Linked DNA regions of Homo sapiens: region 2 is linked to region 1. A link is a loop called in an ENCODE intact Hi-C map of the cell type or tissue named here. Cell type or tissue: heart right ventricle. All regions are shown on one strand. Each heading gives the region's core, and the rest is flanking DNA. Links, peaks and the distances in the headings are about the cores only. Region 1 has its middle 210 kb from the start of LINC02650. Region 2 has its middle 42 kb from the start of GHITM.

Region 1 (8,338 bases), core at 79-8,078:
TGACTTCAACCCCATGAGGGACTCAGATCCAGAGCCTCTCAGCTAATCCACTCCCTGATCCCTGACCCTCAGAAACTATGAAGTAAGAAATATTTGTTGTTTTAAGTTGTTATGTATTGTGGGTAATTTGTTATGTGACAAGATAACTAAGGAACCATGCATTTTATTCCAAGTAGACAACCAGTTTTTCAATCCTAGAATATCTAAACACTCACGAAACAAGGGTGAGGTTACTGGACACTGAGTAGGGTGGTGGTGAGAAACTTACCCCAGTCTCCCCTCCCAGTCTTGAACACACAGGGCTGAGGGAGCAGAGCAAAGCTGAAAGGTTGTTCCTGCCTCTGCAGGGCTTGTCACCCCCATCATTTGTCTCAAGCCACACTCACAGCCCACTGCCCCAAGGACTGCAGCCAGTGCCCTTCCTCTGGCCCCCTGGCCTCCCTCATCTCCCTTGCCTGCCCATACACCTGCCACAGCTCTGAACCACAGTCTAATCAGGACACTTCCCTCCTTACAATCTTTCAATAATTCCCTGTATTTTTATAAAATACTATTTAATTACAATTAGAGCCCTACCCCCTCTCCCACCTCCTTCACAGTAACCTCTACATTCCTTTCCAGCTATTTCTCACATTTCCCCTGAATAACAAGATGGGGAAAGAAGGGTAAGTGTAGTTTTTTGGCTTTGGTTTTGTTTTTGCTCAGCTATAGGGCTAATTCTAAGAGGATGGGTAGCTTCCCCACTCCCATGTCAGCCCAAAAAGAGGAGGATGGCTCAGGCATTGATTTCAGCAGGTGTCAATGTCCCCGGGCATTGGATGTGGGGTGAGAAAAAGTAGTGATGGGAATGGGCAGGGGGTGGACAACCCTAGGTGTCTCCTGGCAGCAAAATCCTAGCTCCTGGGAACACACAAGCTTCCATCAGGACCCCAGCCAGGAATCTGGGCTGGCAACTGTCATGTAGTATGTCAGAGCCCAAGCAAGTGGGCTGGATCAGCCTGGCCCTCAGGCCAGAGAGCCAGCAAGCTCTGCAAGGGCCAAGTGCAGCAGCCCACAGGTGTTGGGGAGTTAGGCAAATGCAAGCACTGTCATGGGGAGCCAGATCCATGCAGAACCCACCTGCTACGCACCTGCCTGGATGAGCACTGACCTGGGGACACAGATGGCTGAGCCTGCAGGGAGAAGCTCCTTGGGCAGCACTCTCCTCTTGGAACAGAAACTGGATCTCACTTAGCATTACCTTGGAGAGAGGTCAGCTCCTGTTGGAAATAGCATGCAACCCTTCCACCATGACTTTCTACCATTAAAGGATTATAGACACAGTTACTTCTCATATCTTCTAGATGCCTCCTCCTTTCCCCATCACCCTTTCACCTCTGCTTCCTCTACTCCCTTCCAACCTCACCAGTTGCTCTGCCTTTCCTCCACTAGGTCACAGGGCTCTGGCCTTTGGTTTTCTAACTAGTGAAGGACTAGAGGGAAGGTGCGAGTCTTGATGGTCAGGGATGCCCCGTCTCATTCTTGCCAGGCTCTTAAATCTCATCTCCCAAAATGTACCATTCTTCCTCTGGCATGGCTTCTCCAGATAAGGCTCACCTCCATGCAGAGGCCACACATAGCCGCACTATCCTAGGGACCCATCCACAATACTGCCTGATGATACATTTGCTGAAAGTCATAAGTAATCCATCATTAGTCAAGTCTTGCATACATTAGTGTGGTGCAGTGCTAGTGAGAGTTCAACGCAGCAGGTTTGGGCTTCCAAGGCTGCCTGCACCATAGCTCCAAGCTGGGTAACTTCAGGCACTTACTCTCTCTCATCCTGAGTTTCCTAATCTGTAGAATGAATATTATAACATAAACAAAGTAATTGAAGAGCCCAGTGAGATAACATAGTAGGCACCACCCTGGTGCCTGGAACATTCTAAATGTTCCAGAATGAGCAGTCTCTTCATCTTTCCCCATATTTCCCTTCATCCTCCCTCTTTCCAAACAAATTGAAAACTCCTTGAGGGTAGGTGCTGCAAATTGTAAGATCTCTGTAGCCCCAGCTCTACCATAATTCCCCCGTATGCTGCTGGAATCAAAAAGGTTGATATTATGATGACAATTTGAGTGGCGGGATGGGCAGGCATTCATCACGAGGATAAGGTTCACACAGATTCACTGCTGGAAAACAACTGAAAGTGTATCTTTGGCAAACAGACTTCCCACATGGCAGGCCACGCCAAACCGGACATGCTCACCTATGACCTCATCTTCCTTACTTATACTAGGATTCTTCAAGTTTCAGAAAACGTACACTGCCAGCTAAGAAGGCCTCAACACCCAAATGTCCCCATCATGACCTGTGCACCTGCAGCCCATGACAGCCCTGGGAGGGACTCACACGAGGGTAGCCTCTGTGCCTGTTGAGTCTCCTGCTCACAAGTACCTCCCATGACACTCAGCCTTTGACTAGCCTCACAAAATCTAACACTCCATGGCTCAGAATTGCGTATTCATTGAGATTACTTCTGTTTTTACTTGCTAGCAATTGGGAACTGGCCAAAGGAAGCTTAGTTGCACTCCTCACCCTTTATTTAGGCAAACCTTCTAGTGAAAGCATCAGCAAAAGTCATTCATGCCCAAAAGAGTATACATAGTACCTGGTCCTAATGGCTGGAGGGTCCAAATGCTACCCCCAATGCCACACAGTTCAGTAGCCTAACGATACCTTCATTTGGGCCCCAAAGATGGTACCCCTCGCCTTTTTCTGGGAAAGGAGAGATTAGGAAATTCAACATCAAACCAAAAGCTTGGATCTTACTTGTGTCTGTCAAAGTTTTCTGTGACAGAGAATAGCATGCAGGGTTCTAAACTGTTAAGTGGAGGGTGGAATAAAACCTAGAGAAAGAGACTGGATCAGTTCTCTTTTGGATAGAGACAGGCCTCAAAACAAAGGGCTCTGGTTTGGAGATTTTGTTTTTCTAGTCACATACACTGTACCAGATCTGGACAGAATTTTTAGCATGAAGTTTGAGGCCCCTACTCTCCAAGCCCTTTCTCATAGTGAGTCCCCTTCTCCTTTCTCCACCAAGACACAATCAGACACCATCTCATCTTGACAGTCACTTGCACAAGCATTGTACCATTTTATGACACATAATTCCCACTTCTTTTCCCTAGGCAACTAGGACTGAAAAATGTATAGGCTACTTCTGGAAAGGGCAGTGAATCCAACAGGAAAACACCCCAAATGCAGATAAATTGAGAACTGGCCTTTTAAAGGTCTAACAGAACTCACTTGTTTCAGACCCTTGAAAAACAAAAGCCTGATTCTTTTCCCCTTGTCTTTTATCTTCAGAAACCACCTTGTCTCTTTAGATTGTTTTTTCCTTCTTCACACAAGGGACAGAATCATTAACAACCCTTCAGGCTTTCCCAGGATCACGTCAATTAATCTGATTTGGGGTATTTCCCTTGGTTAGCAACAGTGAGTGGAGCCATGAGCCTGCTTCAAGCTCCTGAAATTGAAGCCCATGTCATTCACTTCTCATGCAAAGGCTCAAGGCTCCCTGGTGAAATCAGGGACTTAAATTGGCCTTGTTCTTTTACCCAGGCAATTAATAATGCAGTTGGCAAAAAATCACAGCTTGTTTGCTAAGCTCTAGAGACAGCTGCCAACATTCCTTAATTGAGTCCAAACTGCTGGGTTAAGGTGCTTTTCTCCAGGATCTGCTGAGTGGAACAGAGGGGGCTTTGCCAAAGATCTGCTCTCTCCGGGAAAGAAATCCTGGCTGACTGTTTATGTAAGAAAACCAAAACCTCCTGGCTTGTGCACAGTACTTTGTAGTTTACAAAATGTTTCTCAGCAGTTGTCTCAGTAGTTACTGCTCAATATCTTCCATTTTCATTTCCCAAAAAACAAAATGGACTGTGGATACACTCAAATCTAACTTGTTGTCAGGTAGGAACTGACTTCATATAGGGTTGGTCAACCTGGCTTATAAATTTCAATCCTTCCTTAGTTACAGTTCAGTTTCTTCTTGGTCTCTCTCTCTTCTTTTTTTTTTAAATTTTTATTCTTTTTTTATTGTACTTTAAGTTCTGGGTTACATGTACTGAACATGCAGGTTTGTTACATAGGTATACATGTGCCATGCTGGTTTGCTGCACCCATAAACCCGTCATCTAGGCTTTAAGCCCTACATGCATTAGGTATTTGTTCTAATGCTCTCCCTCCCCTTTCCCTCAACCCCCCGACAGGCCCTGGTGTGTGATGCTCCTCTCCCTGTGTCCATGTGTTCTCATTGCTCAGCTCTCACTTATGAGTGAGAACATGCAGTGTTCTGTTTTCTGTTCCTGTGTTACTTTGCTGAGGATGATGGTTTCCAGCTTCATCCATGGTTCTCTCCATCTTCTTTTAACCTCTCAGAACAGTGATACCATACTTCTTTCCACAGAACACACACACACGTGCACACAAGTGCATACACACACACACACACACACAAATGACTAGCTTCCAGAAAACTTTTAGACATATCATGATTCCTACTCAAAATCCTCTGAACTCTTTATTGTTCAAGGATACAGTTTAAAATCTTTAGCCAGATCCTCTATGTTGGTGCATGAAGATCTATGTGATTCATTTTAACCACCACGTGAGAGTATTTTATTGGATGTATAACCCATAATAAATCTACCCATTCTCTTCCTGAAGAGTAGTCCATTTATTGTCACTGTTTGGCAATTACAAATGATGCTGAAATGAAGATTCTTGCCCGTGTCTCTTGTTTATTCACATCGGAGGTTCCCTAGGTAAGAAGTGACATTGCCAGGTCATAGGATATACATATTTTCAACTTTGTTGAGAATTGACAATTTGTCCTCTTAATTATTTGTACTGATTTTAACTCCCACCAGCAATTTATAATTCATCTTTCCTACATCTTCATCAAACACGTTACTAGTCAATAATCCTTAACAATTCTGTAGGTAGGAAATTATATCTCATGTTTGTTCTAATTAACATTACTAGAGAGGGTGGAAATCCTGTTTTACTTTTATTCTCTCTTTTTTTTTTTTGGCCATTCAGATTTCTTCCTCTGTGAATTGTTCACTCATGTATTTTGCCTATATTTCCTCTGTTGACTTGTTTGTCTTTTTCTTGATTTGTAGACATACAAATATATTCTACATACAAATCTTTTTATGATTTCATTTTTCTAAATATCTTATCCTACATAGGTTTTTAATTTTAAAACAGATTGTACTTTATGTTTAAAACACATATCCCTACTCAGTGACATTATGATATTCTCCTTTATTCTAGAAGATTTACAATTTTTTCTTTCATGTTTTAGTGTAGTTTTTCTTGATTTTATATTGGGAAAACTTGAAATTAGTACATGATTTTATCTTTTTCTTTGCCTGTATGGTTAGCCTATTGTCCTAGAAAAAATAATTGAATAGTCCATCTGTTTTCTGCCATGTTTAATACCATTCACCATGTATCAAGCTCAGTTTCATGTGTAGTTCTGTCTCTGAGTTCTCTCTTCTATACTATTATTCTATTTGACTAAGCCTATGTGATATGGTTTGCATGTATGTGTCCTCCAAATCTCATGTTTAAGTGTGATCCCTGCTGTTGGAGGTGGGGCCTGGTGGGAGGTGTCCAGGTCATGGGAGCAGATCCCTCATGAATGGCTTGGTGAAGTCCTCACAGTAATGAGGGAGTTCTCACTCTCAATTCATGCTAAGATCTGGTTGTTTACAAGAGTCTGGGACCTCTGTCTTCTCTCTCTTGCTTCCACTCTTGCCACGCGATGAACCTGCTCCCGATTTGCCTTCCGTCATTATTGTAAGCTTCCTGAGGCCCTCACCAGGACCAGATGCTGGCACCATGCTTCCTCTACAGCATGCAGAACCATAAGCCAGTTAATCCTTTTTTCTTTATAAATTACCCCGCCTCTGGTACTTCTTTATGGCAACACAAAAATGAACTCACTGTGCAAATATCAAACTGTCTTAACTATTATAGCTTCTTATTGTTTGGCTGTACATATTCTTGGCCTCCTTTTCCCTTAGAATCTTAGAATCAGAACACTGAGTTCTATAAATACCTTGTTGAAATTTTGATCATAATCTCATGGTTTATGAAATAATTTTTTGATAATAACAATCCTTATAATGTTGACTCATGCTATAACTTAGCTCTTAAGTCTTTAGGTCATGTTTCGTTATTTTATCTCTATACATTATCTCTAATCCCATAGTTTTGTCTCCATACTGGTATTAAATTTTTTTAAATTATTTGTTGCTATGTGTTAATACACAATGGATTTTGAGTATTAATCTTGTGTCCAGCAATTTTGTGAGCTCTTTGGTTCAAATAACTTTTTGTAAAATCTCTTAAATTTTCTATGCAGATAAGCATATTTTCTATGAGTAACATTACTTTGAGTTCTTCATTTTTAAACTCCATGTCTTCTCTTTCTTTCCTAAAATTAGATTGTTGGTCAGTGTATTAGTCTGTTCTCACACGCTAATAAAGATATGCCAGAGACTGGGTAATTTATAAAAAAAAAAAAAAAAAAAAGAGGTTTAATGGACTCACAGTTCCACATGGCTGGGGAGGCCTCACAATCACGGTGGAAGCTGAAGAAGGAACAAAGGCACATGACAGCGGGCAAGAAAGCATATATGTAGGGGAATTCCCCTTTATAAAACTATCAGATCTCATGAGACTTATTCACTATCATGAGAACAACATGGGAAAACCTGCCCCCATGATTAAATTACCTCCCACTGGGTCCCTCCCACATCACATGGGGATTATGGGAGCTACAATTCAACACGAGATTTGGGTGTGGACACAGCTAAACCATATCAGCCAGAAATACTTGATTATCATCAATTTTATGTGGTTCAACCCAATATTAGTATACTGCCTCAAATTTCCAATGCAATACTGAATAGAAATAGTAATAGAGGGTATTCTTGATTTATAGCTGACTTTTTAGGCAATGCTTCTAGTATTTCACTGTTTAGCATGATAAATACTGCAGGCATTTAGTAAATACCATCTTTAGTTAGGAGACATTCCCTTTCATTTCTGTTTTAAAAGATTTTTAGTTACCTTTTTTCAACTATAACTACCCCTATGAGCCAGGTGTGGTGACATGCACCTGTAGACCCAGATACTCAGACACTGAAGCGAGAGGACTGCTTGAGCCCAGAAGTTCAAGGCCAGCCTAAGCAATATAGTTAGACCCTATATCTAAAAAAAAAAAAACAACAGAACAAACCAAAACAAAAACAAAGCAAACAAAACCTACCACTACATTTCTGGGAAGAACCTACATAGCATGAATTATTTCATAAATAATATGAATGTGTTTCGATATTCTCCTTCCCATTCTCTTTCACACAAACACACACACACTCAGACACCCCTAGGTTTAGTCTGCTAATAGTTCATTTAGGACTTTTGCCTCTCTGACCATAATTAACCTGCAAATCTTATTTTTCATGATGCCTTTGCCTGATTTTGGAATCAAGGTGCTAATGACCTTACAAAATTAACTGGGATGTTTTCCTTCTTTTCTATTCTCTGAAAATATTTGCATAAAGATTATCTATTGCTCAAAGGATTGGAAGAAGATGTCTGTACATAGTCTGGATCTATTTTTCATTAACATTGGAGCAACTGGGTAAATTGCTAATAACTGATTCACCTCTTTTTATGGGAATTTTATATTTCTTTATAAATTATTTTGATGAATATAGTGAATATAAAGGATTCTTCACTAAAATATTCAAATTTATCAGCATGCAGTTATTTATGATTTTTCTCACATGAAGTTTTAAAATTCAGATTCCCTTCAGCTTGAGGATCCCTGAGCCAACTAATTATAAAAATTAGAACTTCAACTGTTGGGGACACAAACCCATGGTCACAAATTATCCTAGGGAATGTTTTTCCTACCCAGGGTCCAAGCAGCAACAGAAAATTTTTTTGCCGTCTGCCTGTGTCTGTGTTGGAAAGTGCATTTTTTCTGGTTGTCTTTCCCACTCACCCACCGCGGTCCTTCTACCTTCACTGCTTTATGCAGGGGTCTCAGTTTCAGCATGCTGCCATGTGCAATGGCAGGACTTACTTTCATTCTGCATGCGTGTTTTCAGAGTCACACCCCTAGCTGGCTGAATTCTACAATCTGCGACCACCCACTAAGGCCACTGAAGGATTAGCTTCCATCCTTACCAGTCTGCTTTCCAGAAACCTTCTCATTTCTAGCACATACAAATTATGCTTTCTTTCTTGTAAGCTTAACTCTGCGTTTAAAAGAATGGT
Region 2 (8,338 bases), core at 110-8,109, 220 kb after region 1:
TATTTTAAACATTCTTTTTTAAATGAGACTACAAAAATAGCAAATGAATTGCTTTACCATAAGGACAGCATTTTACCTTACATTAATGGAACTCCAAATAAGAAAGAAAATCTTAATCCATAAATTCTCACCACTATCCCCACACATCTACAAAGGAACAAACTGGTTTTTCTCCCAGTTTTTACGTTATAAATGTTTGCTATGTTACATCTGAAATTAACTGAAGTCTATCCTTCAGTTGATTCAGTTCAATCCTAAACTGTTGTAAAACAACGATTGTATCAGCAGTGCTTTACTGACCTCAAACTATATAAAATTATAATTAAATACCATGATCTCCTGCAGAAATTGCAAGATAAAGAATTGATTTCTGGTAAAATGATGCAGAGATCTGATTCTTCCTATATTAGTTCATTCTCACACTGCTATGAAAAAACACCCAAGACTGGGTAATTTATAAAGGAAAGAGGCTTAATTGACTCACAGTTCCACATGCCTGTGGAGGCTTCAGGAAACTTACAATCATGGCAGAAGGGGAAGAAAACCTGTCCTTCTTCACAAGGTGGCAGGAGAGAGAAGTGCCGAGCAAAGGAGGAAAGCCCCTTATGAAACCATCAGATCGGCGGATCACAAGGTCAGGAGTTTGAGACCAGCCTGGCCAATATGGTAAAACCCCGTCTCCACCAAAAGTAAAAAATTAGCCAGGTGTAGTGGTGGGTGCCTGTAGTCCAGCTACTCAGAAGGCTGAGGCAGGAGAATCGCTTGAACCTGGGAGGCGGAGATTGCAATGAGCCGAGATCACACCACTGCACTCCAACCTGGGTGACAGAGCAAGAATCCGCCTCAAAAAAAAAAAAAAAAAAAAAAAAAAAAAAAAAAAAACACAGGCCAGGCACAGTGGCTCACACCTGTAATCCCAGCACTTTGGGAGGCCGAGGCGGGCAGGTCACCTGAGGTCGGGAGTTCGAGACCCCCCTAACCAACATGGAGAAACCCGTCTCTACTAATAATACAAAATTAGCCAGGCATGGTGGAGCATGCCTGTAATCCCAGCTACTCCAGACGCTGAGGCAGAAGAATCCCTTGAACCCGGGAGGTGAAGGTTGCAGTGAGCCGAGATCACACCACTGCACTCCAGCCTGGGCAACAAGAGCAAAACTCCATCTCCAAAAAAATAAAAACCCATCAGATCCCGTGAGAACTCACTTACTATCAGAACAGCATGGGGGTAACTGCCCCCATGATTCAATGACCTCCCACTGGGTCCCTCCCATGAGAAGTGGGGATTATGGGAACCACAATTCAAGATGAAATTTGGGTGGCAACACAGCCAAACCACATCACATCCCAAACAGTCTTTGTCATTAGCCCTTCAGAGCAAAAGCTCAGCTCTACTTCTCAGAGGCCCTGGCTCATGGGCACTCACAACCTGGCAGGAGGAAGCAAATGCTGCTTCCCCACTGTCTTAATAATTCGAATGTTGTGGTTAGTGTGCAAGCTGTATGGCTCCCATCTACTCTAAGCTTGGTAGTTCTGAGATACATGATGACTTCTTTCCTTGAAAATAGCCTCAAAGGAGGCTAGATATTTAAAGTGGATACTAATTAATCTGTTAACTTTGAATAAACTCCTTCCTTTTTCTGGAAGGGCCACACAAGAGAATGTTAAGATCTCTTTTAACTCCAACTATCACTGACCTCAACCTTAGAGCCTTTGCCCGGTATAAATCTTCAAACTTCAAATTTATATTTATTTCTAAAGCAAGAACCAAGAATAAGTAGCAAATGGATAATAAATGAATGAACATAAGTGCTTCTACATAAAGGGATTTAGATCTAAATATTATTCTAGTTTCTTTCAAGGACAAGGCTCAAGAAACCCAACATGCTAAATATTCAAGTGTTCTCAGAAAATCTGCTGAGCCAAGTCCATGGTGATATGAATGCTGTCTCCATGTGTTGCTGTTAAAATGCTTATTATAAAGGCTGTAACAGAAAATTTGTCTTATTAAATAGATATGATAATATAAATAGCTGCAATAGATAAGCCCCTCAAACCCTGTACAACATACCAAGAGAGGCATCTAGAATGTATAGCAGGAGGGAAAGCCATGATGGCAGGCTCAGATTTCTCCCCCAGAACTAATTTTAAAAACTTCAGTGCAAGCTCGCTGCAAGGAGAATTTGTATTAAGCACAGACTCATTTATTTTCTGCTGATGAACACAGCCATGTGAACAGCTGATAAAGTCCTCCCTCTCTCTCTCTCCCCCTCTGCAAAAGGGTGCCAAGAATGTAGTTATGAGTTTCAGCTTCAAATTTTAAAACCACCCTATTTACTAATGCAATTATAGGTTTGTTGCCACTGCACTAGGCTAAATATATAGGTGACTTGATTCTATCTTTGCTAATTGTCTTACTTAGCAGGCCTGGCAAGGAAATGCACTCCACCTATCAGAAAATATGTTCTGTGCAACATCCACACAGGAAATGAATGCGATGGGAAGTGATATGAGTATTTCTGGAAAAGTGTCAAAAATCCTTAACAAAAAAGTTGTCAGAATGAGCATGCTGATTGTGCGTTTTGAAATCTGGGTGAGCAAATGCTGGCAGCAGAGTTTTCAGCTGCCTTACGCTGAGGCTTTACAGGGAAAGCTGCCCCATGGCCCACTGACAATGTGCTGGGGTCATTTCCAAGGAATTTCTTATTGAATCTCTGTTTCACTCAATCTCAAAGCCTTCAAGATAGTCACATAGGATAATTCTATTACAATTCTTTAATGTAGCCTAATTCTTTATAACATTTTTAATAATAATTCTATTATTTTAATATTATATTATAATTCTTTAGCCCTGCAGCTTGTTTTTAAAGCCATTAAACCTATAAATAGGGCAAGATACATGATTTGAAGGGCTCAGCACAAAACAAAAATGTTTTAAAAAATTACAAATTTCAAGACAGCAAAAACAGAGCATTAAATCAAGCACAGAGTTCTAAGCAGAGGGCTCTAGGTGACTGCACAGGTCGCACTCCCATGAAGACATCCTTACCTCTAGAAACGTTATTCACTTTCCCCACAGTCAGTGCCATACTGTCTATATAGGCTGCACTTCTCTCCATGTATCCACTGCAATTCCTCTGATCAACTTCTTACACATAGACAATGTTGATCATGTGTGTGTGTGTGTGTGTGTCAAGAACCCTGGGGAATATGTTTTGAAAAGTGAAGCAGAGGTTGGGTGCAGTGGCTCACGCCTGTAATCCCAACAGTCTGGGAGGCCGAGGAGGGTGGATCACTTGAGGTCAGAAGTTCGAGACCAGCCTAGCCAACATAGTGAAACCCTGTCTCTACTAAAAATACAAAAATTAGCTGGGCATGGTGGCATGTGCCTGTAATCCCAGCTACTCAGGGAGGCTGAGGCAGGAGAATCACTTGAACCCAGGAGGCAGAGGTTGCAGTGAGCCAAGATCACGCCATTGCACTCCAGCCTGGGGAATGAGAGGAAAACTCCATCTCAAAAAAAAAAAAAAAAAAAAAAAAGGAAAGAGAAGCAGAGAACACTGCCTCTGATTTACTCTGTCTCATTGAGCTTACTACCAGGTGTGTTTAGGCCTTGGACTCATGGGCCAAAGCACAAGATGCTCACCTTTTGTCTCTGCTGTAAATTATTTTTCAAACATAAAACACTGCCTTAAACTTAATAACATTAAATGCTCAGACTCATAATACAAAAAAAGAATATTGAAGGAAGAAATGTCAGCATTTTACTTAGAGGTATAATAAGGCTATGGGGGGTTAGGCATGAAATATAAAATATGAACTGCTAGAATAGGCGTACTTCCATTGATATTAATAAATAGCATTCGGCATTTAATCAGGAATGATCGAGACATAATCTGTTCAAATTAATCCTACAGCATAACAGATTCAAAATCACTATAAATAATTTAAGGTTTTTCATTATTAATATTTTCTTTTCTTTAAAGCCTGAATTATCCAAAGATATTAAAAATGGTCCCATGTTAATGGACCTGATTTTAATGACCTATTCGAGTGCCGCATCTGCAGAACATTGCTTAGGGAAATTTTTGAACAGTAAATAAATACAAAGAAGAAAAAAGCTTAAGAGAAAGAATGAAAAGCAAATGGACATTCGATTATTTCTAGGCAAGGTTCATTTTCAGCCTGATTTGTGACTTTAACATGCACAGCTAGCGCCACCTATAGAAACAATAAAAAATTCTGCTATTAGTAAATAGGGTCTTTCTGCAACAATTGAACTGGATCAAATGTCATGAAGAAATGAGGCAGCATTGTAGTAAAAAAAAAAAAACTCTGGTCTTTGTTCAATAAACAAAAGGAACTTACTCTAATGAGCCCCAGCACTGAGCCACAGAAGATTTATTGTAATTGGAAAACATGGTTTATTATTAAGGCCCCTTCTAAGTCTTATCCCAGACTATTGTAAGAAAGAAACAAGAGAAACCAGCATAATAGCAATTTTACCAGAGAGGGAAAGACTACTGAGTCTTTTATTTTAACTAAGATACAACATTGCTTGTACTTTTCTTCTTTAACTTGTTTATTTATATTTTAAAACATTTTGGGGGTACTTACTTTCTGCCAGGTAATTTAAAATACTCCGTTCTCCAGTAACATCTGACCTAATTGGAAAAAATAGTATCCCACATCAGAAGTATGAAGTGCCATAAGACTCATGGCATAGATGAAAGGTATGGCGTATAAAAGAAAGAGAAGGTACTTCTAGCTGGGCAGATCAGGGAAAGCTACATGGAGAAGTGGTACATGAGCTAGACCTAGAAGGAAGAATTTGATTGGGAAATGAAGAGATTGAGAGAGAAGGGAAAAGTGGGACAATAAAATCTGCGTAGGAAGAACAGCAAACAGTTCAGAAAGCAAGTGCAGAAAGAGACATTTGGAAGATTATCCTGGAGCCAAAGCAATAAAATAGTAAGCACTTGCAGAGAGTTTGCCACAAGCCAGACACCATTCCGCACATTTACTATAGATTCCCTCGTGTCATCCTCAGAATAGCCATTAATCAGCAGGTACAACATTTCATGTCTACATTGTACAGATAAGAAACAGAAGCACCACAAAGTTACATAACTTGCCCAACATCACATGGCTAGTAAGGTTTGAACCACACTGATAGCCACTACCCACTCTTGCCTCTTGATAATACAGAGTTTGAACTTAACTTTCTCCAAGATGAAGAAAAGTGGAAGAGTTGCTCATTTTTTCAACATAAACAAATGCTTCTATGAAAAAGTAAATAAATACTCATAACACAAAAGATAAAGCAAAAAGAAGGGGGGAAATACAATTTCACTTTCCAGAGACAAACTGTCAACATTTTATTCTGATTTATTCCAATACATTCTAAAACCATCTAAATATATTCTAAGTGTTAAAGTAATAGATACACATGTTAACAACCTAAAGAATAAAATAAAGTTAATACTGGGCAGGGCGCCGTGGCCCACGTCTGTAATCCCAGCACTTTGGGAGGCCGAGGCAGGCAGATCACTTGAGGTCAGGAGTTCAAGACCACCCTGACCAAGAGGTGAAACCCTCTCTCTACTAAAGATACACAATTAGCCAGGTATGGTGGCACATGCCTGTAATCCCAGCTACTCGGGAGGCTGAGGCAGGAGAATCACTTGAACCCAGGAGGCAGAGGTTTCAGTGAGCCAAAATCCTGCCACTTCACTCCAGCCTGGGCAACAAGAGTGAAACTCTATCTCAAAAAAAGAAAGAAAGAGAGAAAAGGATAAAAAAGAAAGTTTACACTGGAAAGAAACATAGACTACCTCACCCTCCCTGCCCTCCCTCCCTCACCATGTCTCCCACCTTCCTTGCCCCAGAGACAGCCTGTAGAAGATCTAAGAATTAGAGGCAATATCTATTGAATGCACATTTTCTGCTCCCATTCCCCAATGTTTGCAATTATAATACTGTTTTTAATTTCACTACAGGCTACCTTAATAGTTTTAAGTAATGTAGTAGTCCTCTATTTGTTCATCAACTTTAGTGGGTTCATTCTTCCCTTCACAAAATGGGAATATTGATACTCATTCCCTCCCTCTCAACTCTCCTCCCTTGACCTTCTGCAACTTCACTTTCATTTTACAGTACTAAGGTTGTTAACGTTTATATTCTCAGCTGTAACTACGACCAAGCCTTCCACTCTTTCTACTTAGGTTGACTTTAAGAGCTAAAAGCCAATAAGCAGTATTTACATTAATATGACTCTAAATATTTTTTACTGCAAAGCCAAATGTAATGCTAAGATTATATTTCCCTTTTTGCAAGTTCAGTGCCAATCCGTGGGCCACAGAGAGGAGCGTGATCCCTGTATCAAGGTGAAATGGGTTATCTTACACTCTACCAATTGTGTTAAAATCATTGCATATTTTATTTTGTTTCAGTTTGGGTTACAGTGACTTGTGGTCTCACGTGACTTTTATTTTGGGGGAGGTTTCAAATGGCCTTTTTTGAGCCTCCTGTACCGCTATTTCAAGATAAACTGTGCTCCAGGCTAAATCCATGGCTCTTGCCTGGATTTCCCCTCACTGCCCTCTTAGATTGGACCCACTGTGCCCTCTTGCCCTCTTGAATGGGGTTCATCCTCTTTTTGGAATTCCTTCCTAATTTTTCTAGAACATATCATCATGGCACTTCCTAAGGATTATGCTAGAGATAAGCCACCTGATTCCATGAATGCCTGAAAATGTCCTAATCTATTCGGTTTTCCAAGGAAACAGAAATCACTGTAAGTATTTAAACTGGGGGACTTAAATGGAGAAAATCAGTTGCATAAATAATGGAAGAAATGAGAACCAAACAAGGGTGAAAGGCAACACAGGCATTACAGACAGTGGACATTCACAGCCTTCCTTAGGCTTGAGGGACAAAGCAGGAGGCAATGTTAGCAGATCCCAGACATGGGCCAGGTCACCTAGAAGAAACTAGAGCCGCAAAGAAGACACAGCCACGGTCGGATTCGACTAGAGGCATGGGGATAGGAGACTCATACGCTGATTTCTTCATTCCTCCTGTATTTCATTGATTGAACCCGACCAGAAGCCAGTAAAACAGAGGCCTAGGAAATGCAGCACACATGACTAGTCCCCTGCAATGCAGAGAAGAGGAAGGGTGAGGAATCATCCCAGAGAAAACAGGCTGAAAGGAAGAAACAGTTTTTCTCCTCCTACTCACACACTCAACACAGAATGCTTCTGTGACCAGATGTGTGGAGGGTTTTCTTCCCACACCAAATGTCCAGTAGACACTGTAGGAGAGAAAACATTTTTTTCTTTCTCTTTTGGATTCTTAGCTGAGACACTCTCCTGAAAGTGTAGAAATCAGATTAACAAAAGAAAAACATGTAGAAATGTATTAACACATGTTGTACTCATCACACGGGAGAGGCCTCAGTTCAAGAGCATTTCTCTCACAAGGCAGTGGCTTGGCGCCATGCTTGAATAGCATTTTAACAAATAACCATAAATCTATATAGTGACTAGTCATAGTAGACAGCAGTTCCAGTCTTTTAAAAGGCATTCAAATATGGGCAAATAGTAAAACCTGTTCCCAGATTCCCCTGGTGCTTGTGGGTCCTTCTCTGAGTTAATAAGCAAGTATTGTCTCCAGTAAGGAAAGATTTATCCACTGGGCAAATAGAGGCTGGGACAGTGTTCCAACGCCTTTTCAGTGTCTTTAACTTAACAGTCTTCAATATTTGGGGGAGAAATATTTTAGTTTCCTTCAGACCCATTTTGAAACGTTACTTTCAGAAAGTTTTACATATGAAAATCTAAGTTGGTAGCTTTGGAGAGATTTGAGTTAGAGGTTTTGAGACAAGGGATTGGCAAGTAGGGAAAAAAACATGTAACCAGAAAAAAGAACAAGTTTGGGTACATTGTCCCATATCCTATTGAAATAATCTTTTAGTCCTGAGAACAGTCAGATTCAGTTGAACAGCTGTGTCTAATTCCAGGAGGTGATGTTGTAGGTGGGTTTTCATCACATTAGTTTTCTATGTGGTATAGGCAAACAAACATTTAGAAAGCAGTACTCCTATAGAAGCAAAAGAAAAACAAAGGTTAATGTCTGAAGCGGTCTACAAACTAGTCTGATTCTGGAGGGCAGTCAGCTGAGAAGATTTTTAGATTTGTGTTCAGAGTATCTTGTTGGAATGGAAGTAAACAAAGGTAATCTGACAGATTTTCTTGGATTGTAGTTTGTATGAGATGTTTCAGTGAACTTTCCATCTAAAAATAAATTATGTCATTTCTCTGAAGTTTATATCAAA

The links. Peaks named below come from ENCODE experiments on the same cell type or tissue, not always from the same donor. Only the 100,000 strongest peaks of a DNase experiment are listed, where the experiment ranks them.
Region 2: a loop joins it to region 1, with 8 times the contacts of the local background. A loop is called at or near these places in 8 of 110 quality-filtered maps.

The regions. Positions count from the first base shown.
Region 1 is chr10:83,878,198-83,886,535 of GRCh38, forward strand. No RefSeq gene overlaps it. Among named protein-coding and RNA genes, the nearest start is that of LINC02650, 210 kb to the left of the region's middle. In heart right ventricle, for the core only: no CTCF peak of the experiment used is centred there; no DNase peak of the experiment used is centred there; H3K27ac peaks cover 2,029 bases.
Region 2 is chr10:84,093,766-84,102,103 of GRCh38, forward strand. No RefSeq gene overlaps it. Among named protein-coding and RNA genes, the nearest start is that of GHITM, 42 kb to the right of the region's middle. In heart right ventricle, for the core only: a CTCF peak has its summit at 4,232; a DNase peak (open chromatin) is centred at 2,638; H3K27ac peaks cover 933 bases.